2 separate regions of the Homo sapiens genome follow, and region 1 is linked to region 2. The links are chromatin loops, found by intact Hi-C in ENCODE. Cell type or tissue: GM12878. All regions are shown on one strand.

Region 1 (5,000 bases), 1.5 Mb before region 2:
CATAGATGAGCTGAGCTTTGTCCTGCGGCTTCCTCCCACCCCAGAGTGACTCAGCTCCCGCTAAAGAAAAATCTGTGTGTGAAATCATGTTTCCCTAACACTCTATACTCCTCATATATCCACATTTAACCAAATACGAACCATTATAGATTTAATATTCTGGTTTTGAGCCACCCTGCACCCCATACTCGAGCCACCTTTCTTTTATGTGGGGTGGGGTGGGGTGGGGTGGGGTGGGGGGAGGAGTTACACGCTTCTTTTCAAGGTCATAAAGAAATTAAACCAAAGCCCCACCTCCCTTCCTTTTTCATATGCCCTGAACAGTTCTAGAGAAATTTTCTAGAGAAAATAGAGCTTAATTTCTTGGAGGTGTTTTGTTGACAAGAAAATGGAAAGCATGTGTCCCTGCTTCGCTTATTGTACTTCCAAGTAATGAAAGTATTTAAGAAGGTACAATTATGATCTTGGCAAGCACCTGGGGCTCTTGGAACTGTTTTTTCACACTGAATAAACACTGCAGATAATCTGTTTACGTTACACTCTTCTGAAAAGCTATCTACAACAAAAGGCCACAACCATTCTTTAGTTTCCTTTTCTTGAAAGGAAAAAAAATATATTGCACTAATAATTTGCTGAAAATGATTTCATTGTCTCCATTTTCACTCTAGCCAGAAACAGGTTTGAGTAAATGAATTTATGGATTTCTTTTTTCTGCCACTTTTAACTGAACAGAGCCATCCTTTTTCTTTTTTTCTAGTTACCTGGAATTCCTTTGTTTGTTTGTTTGTTTTAACAATCCTTGGTGACCCAGAATCACTTGCCTGCCCTGAAAAATTAACTATCATCTTTCTTTGCATAATGTATCCCAAATTCATTTCATCCTCTCAACCTAATTGACTTGATGAAATGGTACCCTTAGCTACATTCAAACATGACACAGCCCCAGAAAGGAAGATGCCATCCATTTCTTTTTAGGCTGAAATATAAGGAGAAATGGTAACAAGCCACTGAGTTAGGAAACACTAACAGAAAAATGCATGTCTGCGGCTTGATTTGGTCAAAACCTTTAAATTGTACAGATGCTATGGAGATTTATCTGCCTAATATAGGAGAATGCAACAGAAAATCTAAAAAGATGGCACAGGAAGAAAAGAAGCAATGGCATGTTCATGTATTGTGCAATGTTCTGAGATGCAGTAAGTTTCACAAAGGAGAGACAAATAAGCCATATAACATCACATTTGAGGGAATCTCATTCTTACACAGAGCAATATAGGGTCAATGCCCAGAAATTCAAACAACTGTTTTATTTCTCACTCTGTAAGTTTAAAGGGGAGGATCCTATTGCCCCTGTGTTGTAGGAGTTGAGGATGGTCTTAATCCTTTCTGGGGTAGAGTGAAACTTTTTTTTTTTAAATTTATGATCTCTATGTTATTGAGATATGAGAAACAATGGATTGAATGGAAGAAAGTCTTGCAGTGTATGTGAAAGTGGTACCCTGTGCTGTTTCTTCTTCTTGCTCACTTTCAAGAAATTTGTAAAGGGTGCAAAGGGCATCCGTGCAGGAGAGAAACTTTTGTTCCAAAGGCCACCATGGATTCATCCTCTTGGACAGTCTTTATCTTAAAGACACTTGAGGAGTAAGCTCTCTTAGCCCCCACTTAGATGTTACGGCCCCTTGATCAACCATCAGGACCTTAAAACTCTATCTCTGTTGCCCTCAGGAAATATGTGAGGGAATTGCAGAATCGCAGGTTATGTTTCTAGAGTCATCTATCAATAAAGACAGAAGAATTGAATTCTTCATGATCTAGTCCATCATTTTCAATTTGCAGGTGTGGGGACTGGGATCTTGAGAGCTGAGGTCACACCATTAGTTAAAGGCTCAGGTTATCCCATGTGGTATCCCCCTGCTCCCCCAGCTGCTTCCTTTATTCAATGCTGGGAGCCATTTAGCTCCTGGGGTCCCTAAGCCTCTAACCACTAGGGGGCAAAACTAACCCAACGGTCTCAGTAATTCATCCCAGCTGAGCAGCCCCATTTCCTCCAGCCCCATCCCAGGAAGTCTCTTTTCAGTGATGTTTTGAATTAAGAAGTTGCAATAACATTCTCACAGTCCCTTTCAGCTCTGCGGGTTGGCCTCACCGAAGGCTAAAGGAATTCACAGCAGTCCCCAGAACAGCCTGGGGTATGTTTCTCCCACAGTTATAAAGAGGGAAACCCATCATCAGAAATGACACGGTCTGGTTCTACCCTCAGCCGAACATTGATTGCATCCCAGACTGTTATCAAAGCAGAGGCAGAAGAGAGTCTCTACCTGCGTCCCATTCCCTAAGGGATATATGTGGTGGGGACAGTCTGGTGTTCTTGCCTTTCACAGCTAAGAGAACAAAGGCAATCAAATGTGCTGTCGGAAAAGTTAGGATGAGGACATTCTTTTAAAGGAAATGTCCAGGTGGATAATTATGTAGCCCTTTGGTAAGTGTCTGGTATACATCTATATGTTGAATAATAAATGATGATGATGGATTCTGTTACGAATTTGTCTTCAGGACATCTATGAGTTATAAAGAGAATTTATTAACCCATCCTATAGGTGAGACGTGAGGCAGAGAAAAAGTGGCTCCCCCAACACCACCACATTGGTCAAGCCAGCCTTTTAATTGAAATAAAACTGAGGCCACTGAACTACTCTCTTTCTAGCCACAATGATCACAGTAGAAACATACTAAATTTTTCTCATATTTAATATAAGGTACACATGGAATTGGGAAGAATAGCATTTAATGTTTTCAGATTCACTGCTGACCCCATATTACCTTCTTGACTGTGTTTGAAGATAAGTATTACAGTTTTATAAACAATGTCACAGCATAGTAGCTTCATATTTGTTTTGGTTTCACACGATGACATCATGTGATATGGGAGGAGTCTCTGAATTCTCAACTTGGTATAAGAAACATGAATTATGTAAGGCCTATTTTTGGAAAACATTGTTTTAAACTGTATTTGACAGTTTTCACTTGGCATAGGGACTTTCAGAGTAGAGACTCCAGATTGCATTGCAAATTATATTTATTTACTTCGATTAAGACTAATTAGGGGGAGGGAGTGCTCTCTGGTAGGGGAGGAAAGTATTTTAGAAGACAGGGAATCTCTTCTGAGTATCACGCTGCTCCTTGCTTTTCCAACTTCTTCCACTGCTTGGAGGAAATTCTACAAATCGGATTGGCTCTTTCTGCTTTAAAGAACATTTTCACACACACACACACACACACACACACACACACACACACACACACACACACAGAAGGAAAACCTGAAATGGAAAGAAAACTTTGCCTCTATTTTTATGGATATCAATAAAGAATACAAGGATGCTTAAAAATTCCTCAACTTTCTCTCCTCCCACTACTTGCCTCCAAAACCCAACCCAAAAACACCACTGAGGCAAACAGCATACACAAGGACACATGTATCCAGGGTGCCACACTAAGGGAGGAGTTAGCCATTTTGCATGGAATATGCTTTTTTTCATGACAATATTTTTTCTCTGACTCAATAATATAGATGTCACATTGTTCAGTCCAAAAGAAAAAATTGCAACAGCTGGAAAAAATCCTAGTCATTGTATGCAAAACAGTGAAGGAAAGCCAAAGGACGAGGGAGAAAAAAAAAACACTCTTTGATGGGAAAGAAAAACAGCAAGAAAAGAGAGAGACCTAGAAAGATGTGTCATGGGACCAACTTTAATCCTGCATCCTCTGCCACATTTAGCTTCTCTGCCATCAACCTGCCATATTTCTTCATGGGCTCGGCCACTAGTACTTCAGATCCTCCCAGGAGTCCCATGGCTCTTCCAAGGAGTATACAAGTGGCACAGAGAGTGTGGCAACTTCCAAACATTAAAGGGAAAAAGGAGTCTCCTTCCACGCCATCATCATTTTTAAAAACGGCAATTGATGTCGCCTGAAGCGGAGGCTCGGAAACCCAATTATACCACATTTCATTCAAGTGTCAGAATTGGAATAATAGTGCCCAACAGCAAGGGCCCCTGTGTGAAAGGACGCTGCCATATTATCTTGTTTTGGCCCAATGTTTTCATAAATTTAGGCTTGGAGCAGAGCCCAGCGCTGCTTTCTTTCAAGGTCTTAGCTTCCCTCATCCTTTTTCTCAGCTCTTGCTGCTGAGCCCTGTTCTTTCCTCCTGCAGAGTCCCCTCTCACCCTCTCCTCCTCAGCACTGGCTGTCCTGTGGTACCAGTGGCTGCTCTGTTTACTGAAGAACATATGCATCATTGGAACATTTTCCACACCCCTTGGGCCAAATGTTTTCTGTACTTGGCCCTGAGCAGCCTTTTGGATTCTGTGATGAGGAGCCACTAAAAACCATGTGGCGGCCACTAACTCACATATTATAGCCTGTTCTGTATATTACTGCCATTGTTATTACTAGTCGCCTTGCCCTGAGAGTAATGCACACCTCAACGAGCTTTAATTAAAATTGCTCTGCTTAGCTAAATGTTTTCCTACCAAAGGCCTCCCTGTCCTCCTTTGTGGTCATTAGCATTTAAACAGGCCATATACTTACCTACCCGGAGGTTCTAGTCAAACAAGAGGACGCTCTAGGAGGCAATAGCCTCCCCAACTCTGTGTGCAAAGAAGCACTAGACTGTCATTTACTTAGACTGTACTTCGGAAGATGGCAATCACACCTCTGATGACTCGGGTGAGGAAAGATGGGGCATGTCTGCATGAAAAGATGACTTGGAAGGAAGAATCTATCTTTATTGATAAAGACTGGCCATTCCTCAGATGTTGGTAGCACATCTCCTGGTAGATAAAATTTGTCTCTTGACTCCCTTCTGAGGGACTTCCCAGATACCTGCTCTCTCCCTCTCTCTCTCTCTCTCTCTGTGTGTGTGTGTGTGTGTGTGTGTGTGTGTGTGTGTCTTCCACGCTCCTCTCTCTCTCTCTGGCACTTAATGCTTACCCACCAAC
Region 2 (5,000 bases):
TTAGGAGGGTACAAGTATATCATGATCCATCATGGAATAGCTAGATGATACATTCTCTCTGTCATTTTTCACAATTCATGAATTGAGCATTAAAGACAAAATATATGGTATATATAATATGGAACAAATAATTTTGCCATATTAGGAGGTGAATTTAGGGGGTTTCTTTAGTTTAGAGTAGCCCTCTCCCCAAAAAGAGAAACTACCACCAAGAAATTTCTAGAATTCAGTCTTCTAAACTGGTATGGTGGATGGAAATATTTTTGTTTCTGGAAAAAATGCATAAGGTGCTATTTCTCCTGGCAAAAATATGAAAACATGAACTGCACGATTTTTTCCCAGCAAGCGACTGATCTCCACATACATCTATCATTATTCAGCTTCAAACTAAAAAGTCTTATTCTGAATACCAATTCCTATAAACTATGTAGCTCTCAATTACGGAATCTGAAACTGCTGGTTCCATGATGATAAAGGAACATGCTGTTTGAAAGACCACAATTTGACTGCAAGTAATCAATATACTATTTGGAAAGAAACCTAGATGTGCAGTTTTATTTAGAAATGCTGAGAGCACTGCACTGAAGCCTTCTCCACAAGTCTGGCAATGTCAGGTGGCTCTTTGTCAGTCTTCTTTATGCCTGTTCATTTTCAGAGGCAGCAGAACATTTTCTCGTTCACTGCCATTAATAGAAGATACCTCTTCTGTAATTTTCAGGGAAGAGGACAATCATTTGTAGCTAAATATATTTTCACTTTTCTTTTATTTTTCGTGAAGCTTCTTTACATTGTATGCCCTGAAATGGAGAGAGTAAAATGAAGAATTTGAACTTCTAGGCCAGAAACATGCAAATGCTTTGGATGAAACTAACATTTGTCAATTTGAGTTTTACAAAATTGGTGTAGCATTTAATTCATTCTTTTAATCAAAGAGAAAATGTCATGTTTACTGAGCACCCAGGTTTGTGGTTGAAACATGATTATGAAATGTGAATCCTTTTAATAGCCCTAGATTGTCCTTCTCTTTATTTTTATATCTGGGAATATGGAAGATCAAAGAGGTTAAGTACTTCAGGTCACACAGGTTAAAACAACCACCAGAGACAGAATTTGAACCTGATTCTCTATCTTCATAAAGCCCATAAAAGGGCCTAGTAACTACTACCAAGGCACCTAAGGTACAGTGCCTAGAATGACCTAAGAATCTATTGTATATTCTATATATGCCCCATTTTCTGAAGCTTGTTAAATTGCCTGAAGGATATTACAATGAGTTTCCTTCATTAGAAATTTCACCAGAATTTTGCCAAAACCACAAAGGCAAGGTGACTTCATGATATATTAGTTAATATAGATTCATATTTGAATGGTTATCTTTTTTTTTTTTTAGATGGAGTTTCACTCTTGTCATCCAGGCTGGAGTACAATGGGTCAATCTTGGCTCACTGCAACTTCTGCCTCCCAGGTTCAAGCGGTTCTCCTGCCTCAGCCTCCCAAGTAGCTGGGACTACAGGCGTCTGCCACCACTCCTGGCTAATTTTTTGTATTTTTAGTAGAGACAGGGTTTCACCATGTTGGCCAGGCTGGTCTCGAACACCTGACCTCAGTTGATCCACCTGCCTCGGCCTCCCAAAGTGCTGGGATTACAGGCGTGAGCCACCGCACCCAGCGAGTGGTTATTTGCTTGTAATGCTTGGCTGATCTGGAAAGAATGCATATTGTGTTGGCTGAAGGGGATAAGATGACAAAAATGGGATAGGGAAAGGGAGCAGCCAGGGAGAATAGAAAAAAGGAAAAGAAGTCTTCCTTGGATGACCTTACAGAGAATTACCCGAACTCCTAAGCCATACGAATGGAGTGAAGGGAATGTTGTATTAAAGAAAAAAAGAAAAAGTTTTATCTGCTTTTCCCTTAATTAAATTAGGGCCATTTGAATAACTACCTGAATAATGGCATCAGGAAGAAAAGAGCAGAAGGCATGAAAGTTTTTTCTGTTTGTTATATTTAGAGAATGTTTTGCAATTCTTTCAGTGTCACGTTAGAAGGCAGCATCATTTGCACAATATGAATTAGCCTCAGAAATTTCTAGGCACATTCACATTTAAAGTAAGATGACTTTATTTTGGTCAGGCTGGTAGAGTCACTGCTTTGTTTTGTGTTTCCTAAACTTTTCCTGACAGCGTGCTAGGTAAGAGTCTTCCCATCCTATTCCCTCTGCTTGTGGGACTTTTATTAAGATGGTGGGACAGCTCAGCCAGGTGCCAGTTTGACGCTGTGTGGCTGTAACTTAATATTCCTCAGTAACTCTGCTTTGGAGTTAGGGGCTATGGGAGGTATTCGTTAATCCTTCACAATTTCTGCCACAGACATTTTTTAACTCTCTTTAGAATGTAAGAGGTATGAGAGGAACTGGTCAGGCCTAAGGCAGCCTGCAGTGTGGTGGGACTCCACCCTTTCCCTTTGCCACGGCTCCATTTACTCCTTTGGAATGTGCCGATAATTCCCACGGAATAGTAATAGGTTTTCAGTGGAATATTTTGTGGAAACGGAACTGTTTTGGTCTGGGGTTCATGTCTTGACGAGGCCAGGAAGACACAGCGGACTGAGGGGCTGAGATGGTCTGTCTCTCGCGGAGTTGGAGTACCCTCTGCTGTTCAAGAGAAGAAGTGCACTTACAGATAGCTCTAGCCAGTGCTTTCTCCAGGTAAAGAAAAACCTCCAAAATGCTTCTTAGAAAACAAGATAGATGCCCTCAGAAGATTGCTGAGCTTCCGGCTTCATGCAATTGTCGGGGTTTTGACTCTTAAGGAAATCCCATTGAGACTGAGTATGCGATGAGACCAGAGCCTATGCGGAGGGTAGTTTTTCTTTAGTCATAAAGTGTGGTATGAGCAATGGTTCTAGAATGATAGGTATTTGGGTTATTTTTCATGTGTTCGAATGCCACCATAAAATATTCTTTTTTTGTGTGTAATCAATCTTTTTATATCTGAGAAACCTGGATATTGTAATTCTAGTTTTGGAGGTTTCTGAATATCTTCTTTTGAAGTGTTTTTACATGTAAAGTCAGCATTGAAAATTGTTCTCGTGGCAAGTAGTTTCTTTCCTTTCTTTCTTTCTTTCTTTCTTTCTTTCTTTCTTTCTTTCTTTCTTTCTTTCTTTCTTTCTTTCCTTCCTTCCTTCCTTCCTTCCTTCTTCCTTCCTTCCTTCCTTCCTTCCTTCCCATTTTTTTGCTTTAGTTTCTAATGTATTTTGTTATTCTCTGCTGTGAGATAGCTTATTTCTATATAGTCCTGTAATTTATAAGCACTTTCACATAATCTCATCATAGCAGCTCTGCGATGCAAACTACATAGTTCCCACTTTATAGACAGAGAATCAAGGCCAAGACCGTGTCCAGAAATGCAGGTGGCCTCAGAAGTGAGCACTGTGTCAGATTTTCTAAGACAGGAGTAATAGTGGTTAATTCTTTAGTGACTACAATTTGTCAGCATTATACTAAACATTTTTAAGCATTACACATTTATTCTTCATGTCAAGTCACAGGTAGGTATTATTCTAACTGTCACTTCATAGATATGCAAATAATAATCTTTAAAGGTTAGTAATAGTCAAATAGCCGGTAAGTGAAAAAACTGGGTTTTAAATGTGGTGCATCTGACTCTGGAGGCTCCAATGTGTGGCCAACTTTTGACATATGGAGAAAAAGACATAAACCTTGACCTCAAGCACTTTAGTATTTTTAAATTGTGGTAAAATATACATAACTTAAAATTTACAATTTTAGCAATTTTTAAGTGTAAAGTTTAGAGGCATTACACACATTGACATTGTTGTGCAAGAATCACCAACATCCATGTCCAAAAATCTTTCATCTTTCCAAGCTGAAACTCTGTACCCATTAAAAAATAACACCCATTCTCCTCTCCCTCCAGCCCTGGCAACTACCGTTGTATTGTCTGTTTCTATGAATTTGACTACTTTAGGTACCTTATATAAGTGGAACCATACAATATTTGTCTTTTTGTGTCTGGATTATTTCATTTAGCATAATGTCTTCAAGGCTCATCCTTATAGCATGTGTCAGAATGTCATTCTTTTTAAGGGTGTATAATACTCCATTGTATCTATATAACACATTTATTTATTCACTGATCCATGGATGTTGGGATGTTTCCAGATTTTCAGTATGATGAATAGTGTTGCTGTGAACACTGATGCACAAATATCTGTTTGCTTCCCTGATTTTAGTTCTTTTGCGTACATACCCAGAAATGAAATAGCTGGATCATATGGTAATTCCATGCTTAGTTTTTTAAACATAGAACTGCCATACTGTTTTCTGTGGTAGTTACAGCATTTCATACTCCCACAAGCAATGCTTAAGGGCAGTAATTTCTCCACATCCTTGCCACTTATTATTTTCTAATTTTTTAAAAAAATAGTCATCTTAATGAATGTGAAGGGATAGCTTACTGTGCTTTTGATGTACATTTCCCTAATGGTTAGTGATATTAAACATCTTTTTATGTTCTTAGTGGCCAACTATATATCTTCTTGTGAGAAAAGTCTATTCAAGTCCTTTAACTGTTTTTAAATTGGGTTGTTGTTGAGTTCTATGAGTTGTTCATATATTCTGGATATTGAACCCTTATTAGAATATGATTTGCAAATATTTTATTCCATATGTTGCCTTTTATACTCTGTTGATAGTAGCTATAGAAAGATAGATGTTGTTAGATGTGCAGAATTTTTAGATTTTGATGAAGTGCAATTTATCTCTGTTTGCTTTTGCTGCCTTTTGGTATCATATCCAAGATCTTTGCCAAATCCAGTGTCATGAAGTTTTTATCTTATGTTTTCTTTTAACAGTTTTATAGTTTTAACTGTTACATCTCTTTACATGTCTTTAATCCATTTTGAATTAATTTTGTATATGGAGTAAGGTACGGGTCCAACCTCATTCTTTTGCATGTGAATATCCAGTTTTCTTAACATCA

The links. Hi-C counts contacts between places; a loop is a spot of excess contacts. Peaks named below come from ENCODE experiments on the same cell type or tissue, not always from the same donor. Only the 100,000 strongest peaks of a DNase experiment are listed, where the experiment ranks them.
Region 1: it touches region 2 in a loop (4-fold over the local background); 2 of 110 quality-filtered maps call a loop at or near these places.

The regions. Positions count from the first base shown.
Region 1 is chr2:59,179,457-59,184,456 of GRCh38, reverse strand. No RefSeq gene overlaps it. Among named protein-coding and RNA genes, the nearest start is that of LINC01793, 36 kb to the left of the region's middle. In GM12878, a CTCF peak has its summit at 1,991 (motif pointing right); no DNase peak of the experiment used is centred here.
Region 2 is chr2:57,718,653-57,723,652 of GRCh38, reverse strand. It overlaps LOC105374697 (a long non-coding RNA gene), which reads right to left and starts at 2,753. Exons shown (of 3, transcript XR_940111.3): 1 at 2,677-2,753; 2 at 701-797. In GM12878, a CTCF peak has its summit at 2,643 (motif pointing left); a DNase peak (open chromatin) is centred at 2,652.